Regions from separate parts of the Homo sapiens genome. Here all the other regions are linked to region 3. The links are chromatin loops, found by intact Hi-C in ENCODE. Cell type or tissue: B cell. All regions are shown on one strand. Region 1 holds the start of ANAPC1 (anaphase promoting complex subunit 1). Region 2 holds the start of ZC3H6 (zinc finger CCCH-type containing 6). Region 3 holds the start of TTL (tubulin tyrosine ligase).

What was found. Hi-C counts contacts between places; a loop is a spot of excess contacts. Peaks named below come from ENCODE experiments on the same cell type or tissue, not always from the same donor. Only the 100,000 strongest peaks of a DNase experiment are listed, where the experiment ranks them.
Region 1: a loop joins it to region 3, with 7 times the contacts of the local background. A loop is called at or near these places in 6 of 110 quality-filtered maps.
Region 2: it touches region 3 in a loop (14-fold over the local background); 11 of 110 quality-filtered maps call a loop at or near these places.

What each region holds. Positions count from the first base shown.
Region 1 is chr2:111,881,052-111,889,051 of GRCh38, forward strand. It overlaps ANAPC1 (anaphase promoting complex subunit 1), which reads right to left and starts at 3,142. Exons shown (of 48, transcript NM_022662.4): 1 at 2,891-3,142. It also overlaps the pseudogene EEF1E1P1. RefSeq lists enhancers at 2,379-3,172, 3,516-3,665. In B cell, CTCF peaks have their summits at 6,849 (motif pointing right) and 7,049; DNase peaks (open chromatin) are centred at 3,270 and 6,870; H3K4me3 peaks cover 1,617 bases; H3K27ac peaks cover 1,597 bases.
Region 2 is chr2:112,271,199-112,279,198 of GRCh38, forward strand. ZC3H6 (zinc finger CCCH-type containing 6) reads left to right here and starts at 4,399. Exons shown (of 12, transcript NM_198581.3): 1 at 4,399-4,828. The coding sequence starts at 4,797. It also overlaps the pseudogene LOC124906182. RefSeq lists enhancers at 4,101-4,673, 4,289-4,498 and a silencer at 4,689-5,168. In B cell, no CTCF peak of the experiment used is centred here; DNase peaks (open chromatin) are centred at 3,353, 4,303 and 4,903; H3K4me3 peaks cover 2,503 bases; H3K27ac peaks cover 3,345 bases.
Region 3 is chr2:112,477,113-112,485,112 of GRCh38, forward strand. TTL (tubulin tyrosine ligase) reads left to right here and starts at 5,044. Exons shown (of 7, transcript NM_153712.5): 1 at 5,044-5,389. The coding sequence starts at 5,233. RefSeq lists an enhancer at 4,375-4,444 and silencers at 4,765-5,154, 5,715-5,814. In B cell, CTCF peaks have their summits at 4,085 (motif pointing right) and 4,299; DNase peaks (open chromatin) are centred at 4,109, 4,859 and 5,409; H3K4me3 peaks cover 2,892 bases; H3K27ac peaks cover 2,055 bases.

The DNA of each region.
Region 1 (8,000 bases), 600 kb before region 3:
CAGTTACCACTATAGGAAACCACTGAGATGCAACAAGTACTTATGTCCCGCACCACCTATCCCGTGTTTCCCACTACTATACGCTAATTTTTCCATACTTTATATATGAAGTATTTAGACAAGTTGTATTCTATGGTCCCATAACTACATGGCTTTTCAACATTTAAGGTCATTTCTGGTTAGATGCCAGAACCTCATTTGAAAAGTACATCTAAGGGATCATTGTCATATTGGAATAAAACAATAAAAAACCACACATTACTCTAATTCATCAGAGGTTGAACTGCTTTCAGCTGACCAATCTACAAAAGACATAGGTTTTCAAATGTCTTAAGTAGCTGTGACACCCCCAATCCCACCTAAATATATAACTACAATCAATTTCAATTATTGGTCGAAACCCAAAGAACCGAGGCATGAATAACTCTAGCCATGGAACAGTTATGCTTGCAGATTTAAGGGTACTAGGTTTTAATTAATTATTACATCTAATTAATCTAATTATTAATCTATTACAGTACAGTTTATTACTAAAAAAATGTGGATGAACTGTTAAAGCCTTCATCACAAGGTTAGGTAGCAGCCAGGCTTTAGACAAAAGTACAGATAAGCATAATTAGATTGTCCTTCGATCCACTTTCCTGTACCTGTTTATATATACCATGTTCCTATAGACAGCATTTTTAATGTTAGGAGCCTAAGACTTTTGAGATGATGCAAGCTAGTCTTAAGACCCCATCAAGGAACCACATTAGCATGAGAATGTGGTTTATCTCTCTGTCCTATGACTTCATCCTTCATTCTCTGACCAATCAATACCTTAACCCACTACCCTCTCTTTAAAACCTCTGGACCGGGTGCGGTGGCTCACGCCTATAATCCCAGCACTGTGGGAGGCCAAAGCAGGCGGATCACTAGGTCAGGAGATCGAGACCATCCTGGCTAACATGGTGAAACTCCATCTCTACTAAAAATACAAAAAATTAGCTGGACTTGGTGGCGGGCACCTGTAGTCCCAGCTACTCGGGAGGCTGAGGCAGGAGAATGGCGTGAACCCAGGAGGCGGAGGTTGCAGTGAGCCGAGATCATGCCATTGTACTCCAGCCTGGGCAACAGAGCAAGACTCTGTCTCAAAAAAAAAACCAAAAGCAAAAAAAAAACCTCTAGACCTTAACTCTTTGGGGAGGCTGACTTGAAGTTTCCTCAGTCTCCTAGTTCGGTGGCCCTGCAAGTAAAACACTTTATCTGCTGCAATCCCCGTTGTTTCCGTGTATTGACTTGCTGCTCATAGGGCAAGAATCCTATATGGTTACACAAACAGCCAAAGCCTATGTAGTTCCTTTGCAGCTCCTCCAAAGCCACAAAGTTATTTTGCTGTGAATTAAATGTTATTCTTGGCCAGGCACGATGGCTCACGCCTGCAATCCCAGCACTTTGGGAGGCTGAGGCGCGAGGATCACCTGAGGTCAGGAGTTTGACACAAGCCTGGCCAACATGGTCAAACCCTGTCTCTACTAAAAATACAAAAAAAAAAAAATTACTCAGGCATGGTGTGGGCGCCTGTAATCCCAGCTACTTGGGAGGCTAAGGCAAGAGAATCGCTTCAACCTGGGAGGCAGAGGTTGCAGTGAGCCGAGATCGCGCCATTGTACTCCAGCCTGGGGGACAAGAGCAAAACTCCGTCTCAAAAAAAAAAAAAAGAAAAGTTATTCTGGATATAATTATGTCACAAAACATGACACAAGTTTTGTTCTTCCTCCTGCTAGAAATAAATGAGTACTGGGACACTTGAACTTGGAACACAAGTAAAAAGTGCCTTATAAAACTTACAAGGGGCAGGGCGTGGTGGCTCACGCCTGTAATCCCAGCACTTTGGGTGGCCGAGACGGGTGGATCACGAGGTCAGGAGTTCAAGATCAGCCTGGCCAAGATGGTGAAACCCCATCTCTACTAAAAATACAAAAATTAGCCAGACAGTGATGGCGGGCGCCTGTAATCCCAGCTACTTGGGAGGCTGAAGCAGAGAATTGCTTGAACACGGGAGCCAGAGGTTACAGTGAGCTGAGATGGCGCCACTGCACTCCAGCCTAGGAGACAGAACAAGACTCCTTCTCAAAAAAAAAAAAAAAAAGAAAACCCCACAAAAAAAAAAACCTTAAAAGAAAACAAAATTCAGCTGGTCTTCCTATATTTTATTCAACAGAATAACCAACATCAACGAACTTTTGACTTTATGAAACTTTAGTTCTGCAATTTTATAATGTTATTTTCTTATAACTTTGAGAGAAAATTACAGAATTGTTAAAGAATTATCATTTTGTACCGATTAATGCCACATATTTAATACTTTTTCAGTACCCCAAACTTTTAGAAATGTTTTTACTTGTTAGGTGCAACATAAACAGCTACACGTAAAAATACTATTAAATTTATATGCTATAAATAACAGTATCAGCAATGATTCCTACAAACACTACCCTGCCAAAAAAAAAAAAAAGAGACCCAAATGCACACTAACGGGAGCTTAAGTCTCCACAAGAGCTTCCCCAGCCTTTCTAGAGGACGGTGAAAACAGGCTGAGAGCCCGAGGCTCAGAAAAACAGCTCAGAGGGGCTGGAGGCCAGTCTGAAAGCTGAGGCTGCACATGGGATGCTACGCACAGCTCAGGAAAGAGGTTGGCAAGCAGGAGCCGGAAGGAGCACCCCAGCCCGCAGGCCAGGAGCGCCCGCAGGCCCCCTCAGCCCCGGAGCACGCTCAAGGCCCTCCCTCGGGTTCCCAGTACCCCGGGTTTCCAGACCTACGGCCACCAGGGGAGGCTCGGCCTCGGGACGGGTGCGAGAGTCACGCGGCGCGCGACAGACCACCAAGTGCTGCGGTACGGCGCCCGCACCTGTATAACTCGGGACGCGTCAGGCGCGGCGAGCCCCGGCTGCTCCCCGGAGGCGCAGGGGCCGAGGAGGCCCGAGGGCAGCGGCGGGGTCCTTCACAGTGACTCTTGGGCCGCAGCAGCTTCTCATTCCCTCTCCCTCCCCTATTCTGGAGGAAGAACGGGCAACAGCAGCGGGCTCGAGTGCTAATGGCAGGAAGGCGTGCGAGACGTTCAAATGGACGCGTCCATCTTGACTTTCCCGTCTTGCCTCGCGCCGGGGCGGGGCATCGCGGGAGGTGCGCGGCGTCCTAGCAGTCCTGGCGCCTGCGCTGTTGAGGGAAGACCGCGGCGGGTTACAACTTGGGGGCTATTTCCACCTTCCGTGCGACTGATGCGAACCCCGAAGCCGGACTCTGTCTGCTACAGTCCTGGCGTCCAAGTTCTCTTTAGCTCATGTCACTAGGGACCTGAACTGCCTTATAGATCTCAGGGTTTTTTCTTCTGGTTTCGCTTCCGCCTCCTGACCCCACGTGGAGGTAGGCACCTCAGGCTGAGGGTGGGGAGCAGGGGTTGCTGATTTTCTCTACGTGCAGTGAATGCTCTATGCCTTTTTCGGTCCATACTCTTCGAAGAGTGGATGAACTGTGTGAAGGTCCTCACAGAAACGTTGCTTGCAATTCCCAGATTCAGAGACACTTCTTAAGGCGATTCAAAGACCCAAGTTAAGAACCCCAGCGGCCACTCGCGCCTGTAATCCCAGCACTTTGGGAGGCGAGGCGACAGGATTGCTGGAGCCCAAGAGTTTGAAACCAGCCTGGGCAATATAGCGAGACCCTGTCTCCACAAAAGAAAAATTTTTTTAATTAGCCTGGAGGCGTGGTGCGCACCTGTAGTCCCAGCTGCTTGGGAGTCTGGAGGATCACTTGAGCAGGGAGTTTGAGGCCACAGTGAGCTATGATCGCGCCACTGCACTCCATCCAGCCTGGGCAACAGAGCAAGACCTTGTCTCAAAAAAAAAAAAAAAAAAAGAATGGGTTATAGGAGAAAGGTTAGAAACAAAGATTCATGAAACAGTTAAATACAAATATACCTAATTGATATTTTAAACTTTTGTTTGTGTGTGTGTGTGTGTGTGTGTGTGTGTGTGTGTGTGTTTTTCTTGAGACAGAGTCTCGCTCTTTCGCCCAGGCTGGAGTGCCGTGGCACAATCTCGGCTCACTGCAACCTCCGCCTCCCGAGTTCAAGCAATTCTCCTGCATCAGCCTTCCAAGAAGGTGGGATTACAGGCGCCCGCCACCACGTCCAGCTAACTTTTGTATTTTTAGTAGAGACAGGGTTTCACCACGATGGCCAGGCTGGTCTCGAACTCCTGACCTCGTGATCCTCCCGCCTCGGCCTCCCAAAGTGCTAGGATTACAGGCGTGAGCCACTGCGCCCGGCCAATATTTTAAACTTTTTTAAAAAAAAAAAGTTTAGCAACCCCATCAAAAAGTGGGCGAAGGACGTGAACAGACACTTCTCAAAAGAAGACATTTATGCAGCCAAAAAACACATGAAAAAATGCTCACCATCACTGGCCATCAGAGAAATGCAAATCAAAACCACAGTGAGATACCATCTCACACCAGTTAGAATGGTAATCATTAAAAAGTCAGGAAACAACAGGTGCTGGAGAGGATGTGGAGAAATAGGAACACTTTTACACTGTTGGTGGGACTGTAAACTAGTTCAACCCTTGTGGAAGTCGGTGTGGCAATTCCTCAGGGATCTAGAAATACCATTTGACCCAGCCATCCCATTACTGGGTATATACCCAAAGGACTATAAATCATGCTGCTATAAAGACACATGCACACATATGTTTATTGCGGCACTATTCACAATAGCAAAGACTTGGAACCAACCCAAATGTCCAACAATGATAGACTGGATTAAGAAAATGTGGCACATATACACCATGGAATACTATGCAGCCATAAAAAATGATGAGTTCATGTCCTTTGTAGGGACATGGATGAAATTGGAAATCATCATTCTCAGTAAACTATCGCAAGAACAAAAAACCAAACACCGCATATTCTCACTCATAGGTGGGAATTGAACAATGAGAACACATGGACCCAGGAAGGGGAACATCACACTCTGGGGACTGTTGTGGGGTGGGGGGAGGGGGGAGGGATAGCTTTAGGAGATATACCTAATGCTAAATGATGAGTTAATGGGTGCAGCACACCAGCATGGCACATGTATACATATGTAACTAACCTGCACATTGTGCACATGTACCCTAAAACTTAAAGTATAATAATAAAGTTTAGATTTACAGAAAAACTGCAGATAGTCCAAAAATTTCCCACATACCCTATACCCAGTTTCTACATCCAGTTTCCCTATTATTAGTATTTTACATTAGTATAGTACATTTGTTAAAATTAATGAAATATCAACACATTATTAGTAATTAAAATTCATACTTTATTCAGTTTTTTTTAAGAGAGTCTTGCTGTGTTGCCTAGGCTAGAGTGCATTGGCACAAACACAGCTCACTGCAGCCTTGAACTCCTGTGCTCAAGCAGTCCTCCTGCTTCAACCCCCCAAGCAGATGGGACTCCAGGTGCAAGCCACTGCATTAGTTTGTAGAATATCCCTTAACTGAAATTTGTCTGATGTTTCTTCATGATTAGCCTGGGGATATGGATTTCAGGAAGGAAGATCATAAAGTGTCATTTTCATCACATCATATCAAAGGTACTTATCAACAGTATCACTTATCGCTGCTGATGTCAACCTTGATCACCTAACTGAGATAGTGTTTGTCAGATTTCTCTACTATGATGTTACATTTCCCCACTTTCCATATTGTACTCTTTGGAAGGAAGACAATATGTGCAGCCCTCAGTTACAGAGTGAGGCCAGTTGATTTTGTTGTTGTTTTACAAACTTGCAAAAGCAAATGAAGGAGGGAAGCATCTTTTCAACAGTTAGTGTTGCAATATTTGTATATTCAGATGGAAAAAATGAATCTTGATTCATACTACACACCATATACAAAAATTAAAGTGCATCAAAGACCCAGATATGAGAGTAAAGCTGCCGGGCGCGGTGGCTCACGCCTGTAATCCCAGCACTTTGGGAGACCAAGGCAGGCGGATCACCTGAGGTCAGGAGTTCAAGACCAGCCTGGCCAACATGGTGAAACCCCATCTCTACTAAAAATACAAAAAATAAATAAATAAATAAAATAGCCAGGCGTGGTGGCAGGCGCCTGTAATCCCAGCTACTCAGGAGGCTGAGACAGGAGAATCACTTGAACCTGGGAAGCGGCGGTTGCAATGAGTCGAGATCACGCCATTGCACTCCAGCCTGGGGTACAAGAGCGAGACTTCGTCTCAAAAAAAAAAAAAAAGAGTAAAGCTATACACTTAGAAGAAAACATAGCTGTAAATCTTCATAACCTTGGATTAGGCAATGATGTCTTAAATATGGTACCTAAAGCACAAGGAACCTAGGAAAAAATTTGATAAGTTGGAGAAAAGTTTTAAATTTTGTGCTTCAAAGGTATTGTCAAGAAAGTGAAAAGACAACTCACAGAATGGGGGAAAAGATTTGCAAATAATCTGATAAGAGTCTGTTATCCAGAATATGTGAAGAAGTCTTACAACTCAACATAAAAAGACAACCCAGTCTAAAAATGGGCAGAGGATTTGAACGACATTTTGCCAAAAATATATTATACAAGTGGCCAAAAAGGACGATAAAAGATGACCAACATCATTAGTCATTAGGGAAATGTAAGCCAAAACCACTTCACACCCAGTAGGATAGCTGTAATCAAAAAGACAGACAATAACAAGTGTTTATGAAGATTTGGAGTTATTTGACCCCTTGTACATAATTGATAGGAATGTAAAATGGTGCAGCCGCTTGGTAAAACAGTTTGACAGGTTCTCAAAAAGTTAAACGTTGGTCTCTTCCAGGAGCTACCGCCAGAAGATGGCAGCAGCCGCCAAGTTGTCACTACTAGAGAAGTCCCTGGGACTGAGTAAGGGGAATAATAAATAAAGTGCTCAGGATGAGTGACAGATTCTGGTTCTTCAAACAAACAATGGTCCAAGTCTAACAGGATTGACTACTATAGCAGCTCATCTAGTCAAGCAAGCTAACAAAGGATATTTGCTAGGGAGTACTGCAGAAGAAAAAGCAATAGTTCAGCAATGGTTACAATACAGAGTCACTCCAGTAAAAATGATAGCCACACACTGGTTTTTTTTTTTAGTTTTTTTTTTTTTTGAGATGGAGTCTCACTCTGTCACCCAGGCTGGAGTGCAGTGGCGCTATCTCTGCTCACTGCAAGCTCTGCCTCCTGGGTTCATGCCATTCTCCTGCCTCAGCCTCCCGAATAGCTGGGACTACAGGCGCCCGCCAACAACGCCCGGCTAATTTTTTTGTATTTTTTTTATTAGAGACAGGGTTTCACCATGTTAGCCAGGATGGTCTCGATCTCCTGACCTTGTGATACGCCCACCTCAGCCTCCCAAAGTGCTGGGATTACAGGCGTGAGCCACCATGCCCAGCCCACACCCTGTTGAAGGATCTTATTTCATATCTTGAAGATAAAGTCTACCTTACAGGATATAACTACCTTTGCAGATATCCTATTGTACTATGGACTTCATCGCTTTATAGTTGACCTGACAGTTCAAGAAAAGAAGAAATATCTTAATGCGTCTCGCTGGTTTTGTCACATTCAGCATTATCCAGATATCAGGCAACATCTGTCTAGTGTTGTCTTCATCAAGAACAGACTATACACTAATTCCCACTAGAAGCTATCCGTGCCGTACAGAAGATGTATTAAAAATGTTTTAACTGGAAAATGTATTCTGACCACAGGACTAATATAAATTAATATACAGTCATTCATTATTTGTTGAAATCTATAGAATTTTTAAAGTGTCAACTTGTGTCTGAATGTTTTATTTGTTCTTTAGTTGAAGCTTTTTTTGTTTGTTTTTTTTTTTTGAGATGGAGTCTCACTCTGTCTCCCAGGCTGGAGTGCAGTGGCGCGATCTCAGCTCACTGCAAGCACTGCTTCCCGGGTTCACGCATTCTCCTGCCTCAGCCTCCCAAG
Region 2 (8,000 bases), 210 kb before region 3:
CTTATCTGAGGCAATTAAAGACAAGGTGTCACAGATCACTAAGCACTATAATTGTGCCACTGCACTCCAGCACATCTGGATGTACTGAGGTCATAACAAGGCTTGATGAGGCACATCTCACGCGTGCACATGAAAATCTAATCATCATGCTTATGAGCTGCAAAAGAATTGGAGGCAACATTTTAAAAGTACTTTTTCAGGCTGGGTGCTGTGGTTCACACTTGTAATCCCAGCACTTTGGAAGGCCCAAGCGGGCGGATCATCTGAGGTCATGAGTTAGAGACCAGCCTGGCCAACATGGTGAAACCCCGTCTCTACAAAATACAAAAATTAGCCGGGTGTGGTGGTGCACGCCTGTAGGCCCAGCTACTCGGGAGGCTGAGACAGGAGAATCACTTGAGCTCAGGAGGTGGAGGTTGCAGCGAGCCGAGATCATGCCACTGCACTCCGCCTGGGTAACAGAGTGAGACTCTGTTTTAAAATAAAATAAAAGTACTTTTTCAAAGACATGGCTACTGTTCAGATGCTTGTATTTTTAGGGTGTGTGTGTGTGTGTTAAAAACTTTCCAGTGACTAACACAAGTATTCATTTGTAACCTCAGTGTGTACTGTACGGGGAATTATTCCTGCCAATTTAATTCTAACTCTAAGCCCCTATTCCGGTAGGTAGACAGAAAACAGTTGTAACTGGGGCTCCCTCCCCCTGCCTAGGGCCACATATACATTTAGGGTTTGTATAAGCTACCAGGAAGGATGGGGTAAGGGTCCCCTAATCTTCCAGCTAGGATGATCACCTAGGAGACCGTTTTTGTCCCAAGTCTGACCAGTCTCCGAATGTCTAGTGGTCCAATATTGGGAGCCTTGGTATACCAGGGCTTATTCTTACCATCTGGGACAAAACACGGGCAATAAAAGGAATTTTTCTTAACACTAAATGTAAAGGAATTCAAAGTAAAGTAATTGGCTTTTTAAAGTATATCCTTGGCCAGGCGCGGTGGCTCACGCCTGTAATCCCAGCACTTTGGAAGGCCGAGGCGGATGAATCACTCAAGGTCAGGAGATAGAGACCAGCCTGACCAACATGGCAGAAACCACCGTCTCTATGAAAAATACGAAAATTAGCGGGCATGATGGTGCGTGCCTGTAATGCTAGCTGCTACTCGAGAGGCTAAGGCATGAGAATTGCTTGAACCCAGAAGGCAGAGGTTGCAGTGAGCCGAGATCGTGCCACTGCACTCCAGCCTGTGAAGTGAAACTCTGTCTCAAAAAAAAACCCAACAAAAACCAACGAAACAAAAATAATGATATCCTTCCTACTTTCTTGATGTTAAAATGTCTTTTATGAAATAACCGTAAGATGTTTAATATGTTTAATTTATTTAGCAAAATAAAGTGTTGGTACCTTTATGTCCGTTACAATTTTTGTGTGGATAGAGGGTGGGGAAGGTTGACAAAGATAAAAAAACCTGGACATTAAAGTGGTGAAAACCAATTTTATTCAGTAATTACTAACAGTAGGGGAAAGAGCAGCGTTCCATTTCAATGCAGAGATAATTGAGCAGCTTAAAGAGAGAATAAGGGAGGGGGAAAGAGCCGGAATACATGCAAAACATTTCAAAGTCTGTCAGTATAAAAGTGATTAGATCAGCTGCGTCAGCTAGCTGGCGATTATCACTGAAGTCAGGATTCTACCCTCCCACCAAGAATGGGAGATAGCAACCTTCCAGATGATTAAATTTCAAAGGAATGGCTTTCAGGTCCTTAAGAAAGATACTCCTGAATTGTAGGAGAGAACACATACGTGTCAAGGGGACAGAGGAAGGACTCACAATTGTAAGCTCTTTTTTTGTAAATGCTCCAAGAAAGGGGGTCAAGGGCCTATGGCCAGGTGGGCAGTGTTGAGTTTTCTCTGGGAGACATTTAACCGAGAGGCCCGGGGAGAGATCTGCGGTCATCCTACGAACACGACCTTATGCTGCTACAAGGCTCGCTATAGTTTGGTGGTCTCCTTTTGCTGAGGTTTGGACAAGGTCATTACGTGACAAGAGTTCTGCAGTTCTCATGATCCATATGTCATTATTAGGTAAAATCTGTTAGGTTTAAAATTAATTAGTGTAATCTCTTTGATACCTACATTGCTCCTTAACTGAGGCAATTAAAGACAAGGTGTCACAGATCTCTAAGCACTTCTAGATTCTAAAAACCCATAGCCTCAAAGGAGCACTGCCCCTCAATGCTCACCCCCACACACCTCCCCTTTCTGTTACCTAGAGAAAAAGACCAAGACCTGATGACAAATTTTACCATCAAACTTAAGTGGCGCATGCCAACGGTTCGAAAAGGAGGCTTTTCATCCAGAGAGAACTGCACTGTCCTACGCCATCACAAACCAAACACCTTAACGAAGGCTTGAAAGAAATTCTCAGACCTCCAGATACAGGAGACAGGGGAAAACAGAAGTGCAAGAAAGAACAGCAACTGTTTACCACAAGGGCCTCTGGATAACTTCAAGAAAGCAGTTACCCAAATTAGCTACAGAAAGGCCTAAATTAACTAAAACAGTTACGATAAAACCGAAGTCCTGAGATTTTAATGTAACTCCAAATGTTAACATAGTTTCTTCATAGTACCTTCATAGTACCTTTTGAAAGCTCCCTACAAATTTATTATGGTAAAGTGTGGCTATAAGTACAGGTCCTGTCACTGGCTGCATTCAACTGAAAAAAAAAAAAAAATAGTGCGACCACAGCTCCTGTCACTGGCTGTATTCAACTTTAAAAAAAAAAAAAGGGGCGACTTTTTTTTTTTTTTAAGACGGAGTTTCGCTTTTGTTGCCCAGGCTGGAGCGCAATGACTCGACCTCGGCTCACCGCAACCTCCGCCTCCCGGGTTCAAGCGATTCTCTTGCCTCAGCTTCCCGATTAGCTGGGATTACAGGCATGGGCTACCACGCCTGGCTTATTTTTATTTTTAGTAGAGACTGGGTTTCTCCATGTTGGTCAGGCGGGTATCGAACTCCCGACCTCTGGTGATCTGCCCGCCTCAGCCTCCCAAAGTGCTGGGATTACAGGCGTGAGCCATTACGCCCGGCCTTTATTTTCAATGTATATGTTAATATCAAAAACTTTACATTTCCAATTTAATCCACTCATTGCAATTGTTTTTGAATGCATTCCATTTATGTATTAGTAAAATGTATTATTAAGGAAAGACAAATTAAGTCAGATATTTGGATTAATCATTGAGTCTATCATTTTAGTAAAAAGCAAGGAACTTTCCTTCAGGACTAATATATTAAATAGGCCAAAACACTGACTTGTCATTTAAAAATTTTTTAAGGTCACTTCATAAGTATAAAAAACTCATGCATGGTCGGGCGCGGTGGCTCACGGCTGTAACCCCAGCACTTTGGGAGACCCAGGAGGGCGGATCACCTGAAGTCAGGAGTTCGAGACCAGCCTGGCCAAAATGGGGAAACCCCATCTCTACTAAAAATACAAAAATTAGCCAGGCGTGGTGGCGCGTGCCTGCAGTCCCAGCTACTCGGGAGGCTGAGGCAGGAAAATTGCTTGAACCCAGGAGGCAGAGGTTGCAGTGAGCCGAGAGCGCGACACTGCACTCCAGCCTGGGCGACAGAGGAGACTCCATCTCAGAAAAAAAAAAAAAAAAAAAAAAAAAAAAAAAAAAAAAAGGCATGCCTAATAGTATTTATAAAATACTCGCATACATTTTACATGTTAATATTATTACGAAATAAAGTAACGTTTATATAATTATTTCAATAGCTATTCCTATTTAAGTAATAATTGGGTAAATTTAACAGCAAATACAAGAAAAAACTGCATGGCAAGCTATTTTCCTTAAAACATGATTCTGAACACTAAACGTTACAAAAACAGATACTTGCTACAACTGTGAAGGAGAAACTGCATTTCCCTATTATTACAAGAACAAAGGTTTTCACAAAAAAATTTAAGGACTCTACAGCCGCCTTGTTCTTTGTTATCCCACCCCTGCCCGCCTCGGCTAACGGTTTTGGGGCCCGTTTGCTTGGTGCGTCTGGAACTCCTCGGGCGGCGGGCGTCTCGCAGGAAAAACCGCGGCCCGTACTGCGCCGGGAGCAGAAGCGCTGGTGGCCCTCGTAGGTCCCGTGGGCTGCCTCCCCCTCCTGCAGACACTCGAGGAGCCATCCGGCCGCGTCTCTCGCCGCCCGGCCCCGCCACTAGGCTGCCGCCTCCGCCGCTGCACAGAGAAGGGCGAAGACCCGCCCCTGCAGGTGATTGACGGGCACTCTCCTCCAATGGTCAACGCGCTCGGCCCCGGCGGGCTGGGCAAGGGCCGCGGCTCGCGGAGGAATCTCTCTTGCCCTTTAGTCCCGGGCAAGGTGTTGCGGCCGGCGCCATTTTCTCGAGCCGCCTGTTTCGGGTGCCGCCATGTTGGTGAGGAGAAATCACCGTTACGGCCACTGTCCAAATCCCCGCGTCGCTGCACGCCGCCCGCCCGCTCCCACGCCACAGCCACCGGCGGCGAATAGAGACTAGAGCGGCAGCGCCGGCAGCGCGGGGCCGTTGCCCAGTGTTTGCAGTTAGAGCCCCATCTCTCTGGCGTGGTTGTTAATAGACTGGAAAGTCTGTGTCTGTGTCGCTCACTAGTAACCGTGAGTTTTTACCACTTCGTCACCTGTCGGCGGCGGCCGGGAGCAGGTTCCCGCAGGCGGCGCGGGGGGTCTTCCCCGCGCCCCGCCGCCGCCGGCCTCGCAGACCTGCCCTCCAGCCCCGCCCCGTTCTTGACCAAACATGACAGACTCTGAACATGCAGGGCACGACAGGTCGGGAACCCTTCTTGTCTGTCTTTCTGTCGGATGAGAGGAGGGGTCTGGGGCGGCGGGAGCGGGCCGGGGCCGGGCGCCTCCTGCATGACCTAGACGTCTCTGTGTGGCTCCGTCAGTTCCATGACGCGCACTCTTATGTAAACTGCTGGATCGCGGCCGCGGGGGAGGTCGGCCCGGCCGCGCCCGCCTCCCCGAGCCGGGGTCGCTGCTCGCCAGCGCCGGCCCCGCCCCCGGCCGGGCACGTGCGAGCCCCCCGCCCCCCGGGCGGGCTCCGTGTGCGCCGGGCGGCTCTCAGCGTCCCGGCTCGGTGCTGAGGTCCTGCTTCTGCCCGTCCAGGTGTCGGTGCTCCCGGCCAGATAGGACCAGCCAGGAATTTTCAGGAATGGGTGTTTTGATATTTGACTGCTTCCCGAGAACCGAGAACACCTCTAAAAAAATAAACATTTGGTTTTCAGGGAAGTTTTAAGCAGCACCAAAAGGCCATCTGTTGTATACAGTCTTATCCCTTGGAATTTGAGATGGCAAGTTTCAAGTTTAATATGTTAACACAAAATACTTAGGCTTTGCAGAAACTTAGTTTAGCACAGTTTTACCCTAACGTAAAAACTCCATGGATTATTCCGGCTAGCCCAATTTTCTAGATGGTGTGTATCACTTGAATATTGAGATTCTGATTTTTTATTTTTTGCTCTGTGCCTTAAGAGGCACATTCTTGTTTCCATTCGAGTTTGGGGACATTTACAAAGTATACTGTAGCATACTTAAATTTTGGTTATAATTCAAATTTTCATTCGTATATATCTTTAATAATGCGAAAGGGGGGCTTTCATTCATTAAACTTACTGAAACAAAATCCATTGCATCTGATTCTTACTTAGAATATTAATTTGAAAATCTAGAACCTCACAATTACTCCTTTGTGAATAGAAGTAAGAAAAAATATACGTTTTACTATAGACTATATACATTGCTGAAGTTTTATCTGTAGTAATGTGATCGGCTTGGTAAAGCATCCTAAACACGTTTTTTAAAACCCAGAAGCAAAAATCACAAACACTGCTGAAATTTGAAATATCTAAATACCTAGCAATCTTGAGAGGGATAAAAATGGTATTTCAACAACTTCAGTATTGTAATAATAAAAGTAGATTCCCAGAGGGCACGTCAATCAAAGTGTAAAAATTTTTGGAAAGTAAAATGCACTTTTAAAAATGATAAGCTTGCACTTGGCACATTTTTAATGATTTTTTTAACGTTATCTTTTGTATTAAAAAGGAAATTCTTAGAATGGGTTGACTAATACCTTGCTCTTGAGGTATGGACAAACCAATGATGGGGTTTTGCTAATGGAGCCTAAAATCCTTTTTTTTTTTAATATGGAAGAATATCTGTTCCCCTCTCTTAGTGCACAAAGTAACTTCTATATATGGAGTTATGTATTGTACATCATGAAAAAACAATGCCATCAAATTCAAGTATCAAAATAATTTTGCTGGTAAGGAACTGTGATGACAGACCTTTTAAAGAATTTGAAATTTTAAAATACTGGTTTAGAGGTTAGAAAACTTTAAAGAATTATTTGTAAGATATGTTAATAGGTTGGTAGTAGGAGCTAAAGATTAAGATTAGTCTATTTTATTTAAAATTCGGACTAAAAGTATTTTCTAGTGATTTCTGAAACAAAAAGGTTAGCTCCACTTTAACTTAGCCAATTGTTAAGTGGCATCATTGTGCTGAGATGAAGGAGATGGTTTTTTTTTTTCATGCTTTTTTTGTCAACCCACATGAAAAACAAAACAACTACATCAAAAACAAAGTGAACTAGAAGTCAGGAGAAATTCTACAAGATCAGATCAATGGTTCTAAACCTTCCCTGGGGAACTTTTTTTCTTTAAAGTATTGGCGCTATTTCTGTTGGTCTGGACCTCAGCCTGGGTTTTAAGAGTTCTAAAAGCTCCCCAGGAAATTCTAATATGTGCCAAATTGAGAACCGCTATACTCGATCAGTGTTTCCCAATGATAGTTAATCATCAGAATCACTTTGGGGAATAAATTTTTGTTCTGCCCAGAGCAACTGAATCAGAATCTCTAGGGTATTTTTCATAGGCTCCCTGGGAAATTCTTAAGAAATTTGGGGAAAAAATGGACTAATCTGCGGGCTTCCAAAATACTGTATCTTTCCATATAATAGCTATTTTATGCTGTTATAAAAGTTTCTGTGAATTAAGTGGAGAAAAATATATGAAACTTGGTATATGGAGCTAGGCTTTGTCTCAAGGATTTTATTTTATTTATTTTATTTTTTTGAGACGGAGTCTCGCTCTGTCGCCCAGGCTGGAGTGCAGTGGCACTGTCTCAGCTCACTGCAAGCTCCACTTCCCGCCTTCACACCATTCTCCTGCCTCAGCCTCCTGAGTAGCTGGGATTACAGGCACCCGCCACCACACCTGGCTAATTTTTTGTATTTTTAGTAGAGACCACGTTTCATCATGTTGGACAGGCTGGTCTTGAACTCCTGACCTCAAGTGATCCACCAGCCTTGGCCTCCCAAAGTTTTGGGATTACAGGGGTGAGCCACTGTGCCCAGCCAAGGATATTCTTTTTATAACATTTTCAAAAATTAAGGCATATTGTGTATGCAGGAAAAAAAATGAAGCCTATGATTTATATTTACAATTGCTTTGATTTTATACAAATTAAAATATTACTGTTTATGAGAATGAGATTCTAAATGTAAATGGAATTCACAGAATGCATAATTTTTTTCTCGTTTAAAGAAATAGAGTCTCGCTATATGCCTAGGCTGGTCTTGAACTCCTGGGCTCCAGCCATCCTCCCATTTCAGCCTCCCAGAGTGTTGGGATTACAGGCGTGAGCCACCACGCCTGGCCTTGTACATGTTATATAGTGAACATTTTGCACAAGATTGTTTGCCAAATGAATAATTTAAAAAAAATCCATTTAGTGTACTTTCCTTTAAATATTTTCACACCTGGAGTTAAAACATTGTATTTTATAAGATGTTATTAATATAAAAATACTTCTAATTCTACTTGTGGCTATGTAGAATGTAGTAGAGGACTTTTGCATAAGCCCAGAGCCTAGTTTCTAAAGGTCTTTAGGGATTTAGGGAAATCAGAGGGAGGTATAATTCTGGTCTCTCGTCGTT
Region 3 (8,000 bases):
TTCTTTTTTTTTTTTCTTTTTGAGTCAGAGTTTCTTTTTCTTTTTTCTTTTTTTTCTTTTTGAGTTGGAGTCTCACTCTGTCGCCCAGGCTGGAGTGCAATGGCGCAATCTTCAGCTCATTGCAACCTCTACCTCCCCAGTTCAAGTAATTCTCCTGCCTCAGCCTCCCGAGTAGCTGGGATTACAGGTGCATGCCACCATGGAATCTTAAAATCTTAAAAATCTTAAAAATCATGCCACCATGAAAATCTTTAAAAAGATTTTCAGTCTTTTTTAAAAAACATATGGCCGGCTAATTTTTTTGTACTTTTAGTAGAACTGGGGTTTCACCATGTTGCCTAGACTGGTCTCGAACTCCTAACCTCGGGCAATTTGCCCGCCTCGGCCTCTCAAAGTGCTGGGATTACAGGCATGAGCCACCGCGCCCAGCCAGTCCCTTGCATTTCTATATAAATTTTTGAATTACCTTGTCAATTTCCATGAATGGCTCTGCAGAGATTTTGTTTGGGATTGTATTGAATCTATAGATCAATTTGACACCTTAACAATTTTGAGTCTTTCAGTCATGAACATGGTACATCCTTTCATTTATTTTATGCTTTTAAATTTTCTCTCGATTATGCTTTGTAATTTTCAGTGTAGAGGCAATGCACAGCTTTCATTAGATACTCCTAATTATTTCACATTTATATTGATGCTACTGTAAATCGTATCTTTTAAAAATTTTTTTTCTATTTCTTTGTTGTTGACATACAGAAATACAATTTATATCTGTATATATACCTTGTATCTAGTGACTTTACAATGTTCAGTTATTCATTCAATTAGTATAGGTTCTTCAGGATCCACTATGTATAGAACCATATCATATGGGAAAAGTGACAGTTTTATTTTTTTCAAATTTTCCCTTAATAAACGGGTTATTTGATGGTACTATAAATGAAATTGTTTTCTTAATTTTTTCTTGGATTATTTTGGGCTGTTCCAAAAGTTTGCTGAATTTGTTTATTAATTCTATTAATTCTAATTTGTTTATTAATTCTAACATTTCGTGGGTATGTATGTGTGGGTAGTCCTTAAGGGTTTTTTTGGTAGAATTTTCTACATATATGTTATCTGCGAATAGAATCAATCTCTTTAATAGGTGTGAAATTATTCAGATTTTGTATTTCTGTGTCATTTTTGGTAAACTGGATTTTTCAAGGAAGTAGTCTATTTTGTCCACACGTCAAATTCATTTGCAAAAATTGATCATAGGATCTTCTTTCTTTCTTTCTTTTTTTGAGACGGAGTTTCGCTCTTGTTGCTCAGGCTGGAGTGCAGTGGCGCGATCTTGGCTCACGGCAACCTCCGCCTCCCGGGTTCAAGACCGTCTCCTGCCTCAGCCTCCCGAGTAGCTGGGATTACAGGCGTGCGCCACCACGCCCAGCTGATTTTTTGTATTTTTAGTAGAGGCAGGGTTTCTCCATGTTGGTCAAGCCGATCTCAAACTCCCGACCTCTGGTGATCCACCCGCCTCGGCCTCCCAAAGTGCTGGGATGACAGGCGTGAGCCACCGCGCCTGGCCGGATCTTATTGTTTTTAATACCTTCAGGATCTCTAGTGATGTTTCTTTTTTCATTAAAAAATTTGTTTAAAAATATTTTTAAATCTTCTTGCATCTGACCTTTTTCATTTTAACTTTGATTGTTCTTCCTTTCATTTGTTGGTCTTGAATGCTTAACAATTTTAAATTTTTTAAAATATATCCCCTTTGCCTTTGATTTCTTTATTGTACATTTATTTTCTACTTCCTTGATTTCTTCCCTTAGGATTTATTTCCTTTTACTTACTTTGGGTTTTGCTTATTATTCTTTTTCTAGTTTCATGAGATGGAAGCTTAATTGATTTTCAGTCTTCTTTTAAAAACATACGTACTTGGCCCACGCCTGTAATCCCAGCACTTTGGGAGGCCGAGGCGGGCGGATCACGAGGTCAGGAGATCGAGACCATCGTGGCTAACACGGTGAAACCCCGTCTCTACTAAAAAAAAAAAAAAAAAAAAGAATACAAAAAATTAGTCGGGCGTAGTGGCGGGCGCCTGTAGTCCCAGCTACTCGGGAGGCTGAGGCAGGAGAATGGCGTGAACCCGGGAGGCAGAGCTTGCAGTGAGCCGAGATCACACCACTGCACTCCAGCCTGGGCCACAGAGCCAGACTCCGTCTCAAAAACAAAACAAAACAAAAAAAAACACATATGTACTTTAGACTGTAATTTTTTTATTAAAAACAGCTTTAGCTGTATCCTACCAGTTTTGCTATGCCATATCTTTATTCTCATTCAGTTAGAAAATACTTTCTCATATTGTGATTTCTTCACGGATTCATGGGTTATTTAGCAGTGTACAATATCACTTAATCTCCATGCAACTTAATTCCACTATTGTCAGAAAAGTGTTCAGAATTATTTCAATCTTTTGAAATTGCTGGAGTTTACTTTATAATCCAGGGTACTGCCAGTTTTGGCAAATTCCTTACATTCTTTGTTCCAATATTGCTGCTGACTGTACGTACTGTCTCCAGAAGAAGAGGGCACATCCAAATTCTAAGGTCTAAGCTAGGAAGTGATACATATCACCTGCTCACATTCTACTGGCAAGAGTATATTCACATATCCACATTTAATGCTTACTGCTAGGGGCTTAATGCTAGGGTGGAGGCAAAGCTGAATTTTCGGAACAGATTCTCCCCCTATAAGACAGCAAGACAGTGGCAAGCTGTCCCACACAGATAGTGTTCCATCAGATTGGTCTGATTTGGACCAGTTTCCTACGTTTTACCAGTCGCTGTGGCAAAAGGGATAGAGAGTAATCCTGTTGGACCAAGCCTGGATATTCATTTCCTTTATCAATAACAGACACTGTTAATCCCACAAGAGCCACAAAAAATGGGTTCCAAGGGGGTCAGGCGCTGCGGCTCATGCCTGTAATCCCAGCACTTTGGGAGACCAAGGCGGGCAGATCACTTGAGGTCAGGAGTTGGGAGATCAGTCTGGCCAATATGGTGAAACCCTGTCTCTACCAAAAATATAAAAAGTAGCCAGGCATAGTGGCCTGTGCCTGTAGTCCCAGCTACTCAGGAGGGTGAGGCAGGAGAATCTCTTGAAACCCGGAGGTGGAAGTTGCCGTGAGCTGAGATCACGCCATTGCACTCCAGCCTGGGCGACAGTGCAAGACTCCCTAACAGACACACACACACACACACACACACACACACACACACGTTCCAAGGAGGAAAGATGAGTTACCTTACAAAGAAAAGGGAATAAGCTGGGTGTGGTGGCTCACGCCTGTAATCCCAACAGTTTGGGAGGCTGAGGTGGGAGGATGGCTTGAGTTGAGGAGTTCGAGACCAGCCTGGGCAATATGGTGAGACCCTGTCTCAAAAAAAAGTGGGGTGGGGAATAAGTAGTACCGTACAGAACCTACAGCTAAAAGAAACAAAAATGGTGCTCGCTACAAAAAGTGAGAAAAAGGAAAAAGGTAGCTTCTGGATTTGGAAATTCAAAGGTCACTGGTGTTCCTAATGAGATCCACGGTTGTGGAGTGGCAGAGAGAAGCCACCTGTGGCACAGGAGTCGTCAGTAGGAGTCGCAGGAGGAATTGATGCAGCATGGTGGGAGTGGACGTCACTTTCAAGGTGATCAGCCGTGAAGAGCGGCAAACACAGCGTCTTGGCTCGAGTTCCCCCAAACGGTGCCCCCTGGAACAAGAATTTGAGCACGAGTACAGTAGTTTTTTTGGGAGGTGATCCCAGGAAACATCGGTAGTCAGGGAAAGGAAGGAAGCCAACAGAAGATGCCCTGATGAGCAAGTTGCAGCTGTGGACAACCGCAGCCGTGGCCTACAGAGGACCACCGCAATACGCCTAGGACACACGCCTCCCCGCAGGGCACGTGCGGAGGGCGAGAGGGCCAGGGCATTCTCGACCAACTCTATCCCTCGTGGAGGGAGAGCAGCTGGGAAGGAGTGCAAGCACCCAGCACCTCTAAGTCTGCCCCATTTCTGCTCTGAGCGGGCTCTCCACAGCCAGCGGTTGCCTGCAGGTGGAGCCGGTGCGCAAGACAGGCGAGTGAGCGCCTGGCGGCCCCGTGGAATCTGGGCAACGATGGGAAGGAGAAGGGCGCTTTTACAATGTGCTCGGGTAGATACCGTGAGCATCGGGGGACAGGAAGGGGAGAGGCCCCAGGGTGTTCTTTATCTACAGGAGAGTAAAAGATGCAAGGCGCAGGGCTGATGTGGGTAATTTATGAGGGACTGTAGGAAGTTTGGGGGAGCTCTGATGATCATTGCCTTCTCTTTGTATCTCAAATGCAGCAGCACAGTCTTCAGAGTGGGCTATCAGAACCGAAGGGACTTTTAAGAGCCACTCTCCGCCGCTCATAAGGGGAAATCGAGGTCCGGAGAAGGGAAAGCAAGTGGCTGAATGCCGGTAAAAGGCAGGAAAAGAGCGGAGCCCAGGGCTCCAGGGGGTCGGTTTGGGACCTGCTTCCACCAGCAGAGTCTAAGGTCATCCCCTTGGCCGTGCGCCACCCTGGGCTCAGCCGAAGGAAGGAGCACTCGACACAAACAAAACCGACGCTCCGGGTCTCCGTAGTCGTTAAGCAAAGAGGAAGAGGAAGCGCTTCTTCATTAGGCCACAGGACCGGGCCTTAGAACTTTTGGGTTTTATCCATTAAAGGTCCTTTGGCAATAGAAGAAAAACCCAGATCGAGCCCTGCAAACTGGGATCTTCCGCCGGCACCGCCCCCCGGCTGCGACCCGGGGCTCGGAAAGAACCACCCCAGGCCCGGGCTCCGGTTCCACCGCACAGTCCGCCCGCTGCGGTAAAGCCGCGCCCACCGCCGCGGGTCTCCAACCCTGCGCCGCCGCCGCCCCCGGGGGAGGGTACGGAAAGGGCGCGGCGCCGCCGCCCACGGGCTCCTCCAGAGCGCGGCGGGGCCGGGCCGCGCGGAATCACGGGACAGAGGCGGGGCCGCGCCGGCGGGGGCGGGCGTGCGAGCGGCGCTTTCCTCTCCGGCACCCGGCGGGCGCCCGGGCGCGGCGCCGCCGGCACCCGAGAGGCGCGGTAGCCGGCGCGGGCGGCGGGGGCCGGGCCGCGGCGGGCGCCCGGGCGGGGTCCGCGCTGAGCCGCCTTCTCGGCCGCCTGGTCCCTGCGGCGGCTGCCCGGCGGCCCGGGCGCGCGGCGCTTCGCCATGTACACCTTCGTGGTACGCGATGAGAACAGCAGCGTCTACGCCGAGGTCTCCCGGCTGCTCCTCGCCACCGGCCACTGGAAGAGGCTGCGGCGAGACAACCCCAGATTCAACCTGATGCTGGGAGAGAGGAATCGGCTGCCCTTCGGGAGACTGGGTGAGCCCCTCCCCGATTCCCGTCTGCCCTCCTCGGAGCGGCCCTGCGCGCCTCCCGCGGCCCGTTAGAACCGGCGCTTTTGTTTTTAAAGGTCATACATTTTCTCCTCTGTCGCTTGTCGGGCACATCAGAAACGGATTCGGAAAGATCGAAACCTGTCGTTTTTAATGCTTTCTTGTCTCCTAACTTGGATTTAGAGTCGGAGTCGCGGTGCGGCCACTCGGGGCCGCAGCTACCTCCCGACGGTGACCGGTCCCTGCAGCCCGGGAGACGCTGGCCGCCGGGGCTGGGACCTGAGGCGCGAGTCTAGCGGCTCCCCCGGGCCGAAGCCCCCAGATTTGGCGGGTCCGCCGCGCTGGGCGCGGCTCCGCAGAGCGGGCGGCTGGAGTCATCTTTTGCAGCTCGTCTGCACTGAGGATTTCTCCCTGCTTGGCGTGGGCGCGGGCGGGGGAGCCGTAGGTGTTGAAACCCCTGAGGCTTCTGCCCCCCGAAGGCGCGGAGGAGCGATCAGAGGATTTGGAAAAGACCCCCGGATTCCAAAAGCAGGAGCTGCAGAAGAGACCCTAGCCCAGGGAAGTGTGGAGGGATGTCTGATTATAAACCTTTCCTTAGTTTCACCAAATAATGTGTTTTCGCAGTTCTGCATTGGATTAAGATCTTACACGAGGCTGCGTTCGCCCTCCCTGTCTTCCCTGCTCTCCCCGAGGGAATTACCTTCATCCACATGGTTGAAGCTGGCTGGGCACCACCATACCCACATGTCCACGGGTAGGAAAGCGCAGGAGATAGGAGGGGACTAGCGGCTCCTTTGTAAGTGATGTCATCCAGAAGTTGCCCAGATCGGTTCAACTCACATCCTATTGACCTGAGCATAGTCTCATGGCCTCCCTCTCTGCACAGTCATCTGGGAATTGCATCTTCTCTCCGGGGAGCCATGTTCCTTGCCAGAATTCACCAGAGGTGGGGGCCAATTGTATTCCAAAGACAAGGGGAGAATCGATACGGAGGAAGAGTCACCTCTACCTTGGAGGGCAACCCAGAGAGAGCAATGTTCTATGTCCAGGAGAGAAAACAGTTTTTAGAAATAGGTGTGGTCAGAATTCAAATGGGTAAAAACTGAATACGGGCCATTTGGAATTGACTGGTCATTTATGAGCTTCCATAGACAGAGCCTTTGGGAGGGGGCTGTGTAAAACTCAAATCGTTGGAGGAATGAAGAGCTGCAGTGTAAAGTTGCTGGATTTTCTTCTTTTGAATAGTACCTGGGACAACTTTTCATTGGTATACAAGTTTATGATGTAGAATGGTGACTCCATGGAAGGACCCATTTGAACACCCAGAAATCTTAGAATATGGAGACTGTGCCTGGAGGCTCCCTTTGGTTAACCGGTGTCAGGAAGACCCTAGCAAAGAGAATTCATGATCTGAAAGGAGAGGAAGAATTGCTTATAGTTGAGAACAATTATTTGTTCCTTGCATTGTCCACTTCCCCTTCCAGACTTCCTGACTTCCCTCTATATTCTTGGCAGTGCCTAGCTGTGAAAGCTTAGGTGGAATCATAACATTAAAAACAACAAACATGGCTCCGCCCAGGCAGAGGTAGGAGTGACTGGCATTACCCTGGTGCTTAAGCCTAGGAGTGAGAAGCAGAAGCCTCCAGAATTTGAATCCTGAACAGATACCACAAATTCAGGAGATGATCAGTAAACGTTTGAGCTTTTTGTTTGTATGTGTTTTTTTTTTTTTTTGTAGTTTTGTTTTTTGTTTGTCTGTTTGTTTTGCGACAGAGTCTCACTCTGTCGCCCAGGCTGGAGTGCAGTGGTGCAATTTTGGCTCACTGCAACCTCTCCCTCCTGGGTTCAAGCAATTCTCCTGCCTCAGCCTCCCAAGTAGCTGGGATTACAGGCGCGCATCACCATGCCCAGCTAATTTTTTGTATTTTTGGTAGAGACAAGGTTTTGCCGTGTTGGTCAGGCTGGTCTCGAACTCCTGACCTCAGGTGATCCGCCCACTTCGTCCTCCCAAAGTGCTGGGATTACAGGCATGAACCACCGTGCCCGGCCAACATTTGGTTTTTATGGGAAAGAAAACAGCATCCTACAACAAAATTGGTTATATGCCATCACTGTTAAGGGATATTTACCTTTTGCTTAAAGTGTACTACATGAAAGCCAAGGAGAAGATTTATAGAGCTAGGTAAAGGCTCAGGAAGGCAGGTGCCCTGTGGATAAGAATGTAGGCAGTTCAGGTGGGAATCAGGTCTGTCTGCTCAGGGAGACCAGTGAGAGCCAGCTAATGCCTGCCTGAAACTTTTGATTTGACTGTATGCCATTCTCAGAGAAATTATTCTTTCTTCTGGCATTTTCAACTGAAAATTCCTTTGGTCTTACTTTGATTTTGTTACTGGAAATACAGTGTGTTTTATTAAGATTTGAAACAAAACATTTTTTATTTTATTTTATTTTTGAGATGAAGTCTTGCTCTGTCGCCCAGGCTGGAGTGCAGTGGTGGGATCTTGGCTCACTGCAACCTCTGCCTCCCAGGTTCAAGTGATTCTCATGCCTCAGCCTCCCAAGTAGCTAGAATTACCGGTGTGCGCCACCACGCCCAG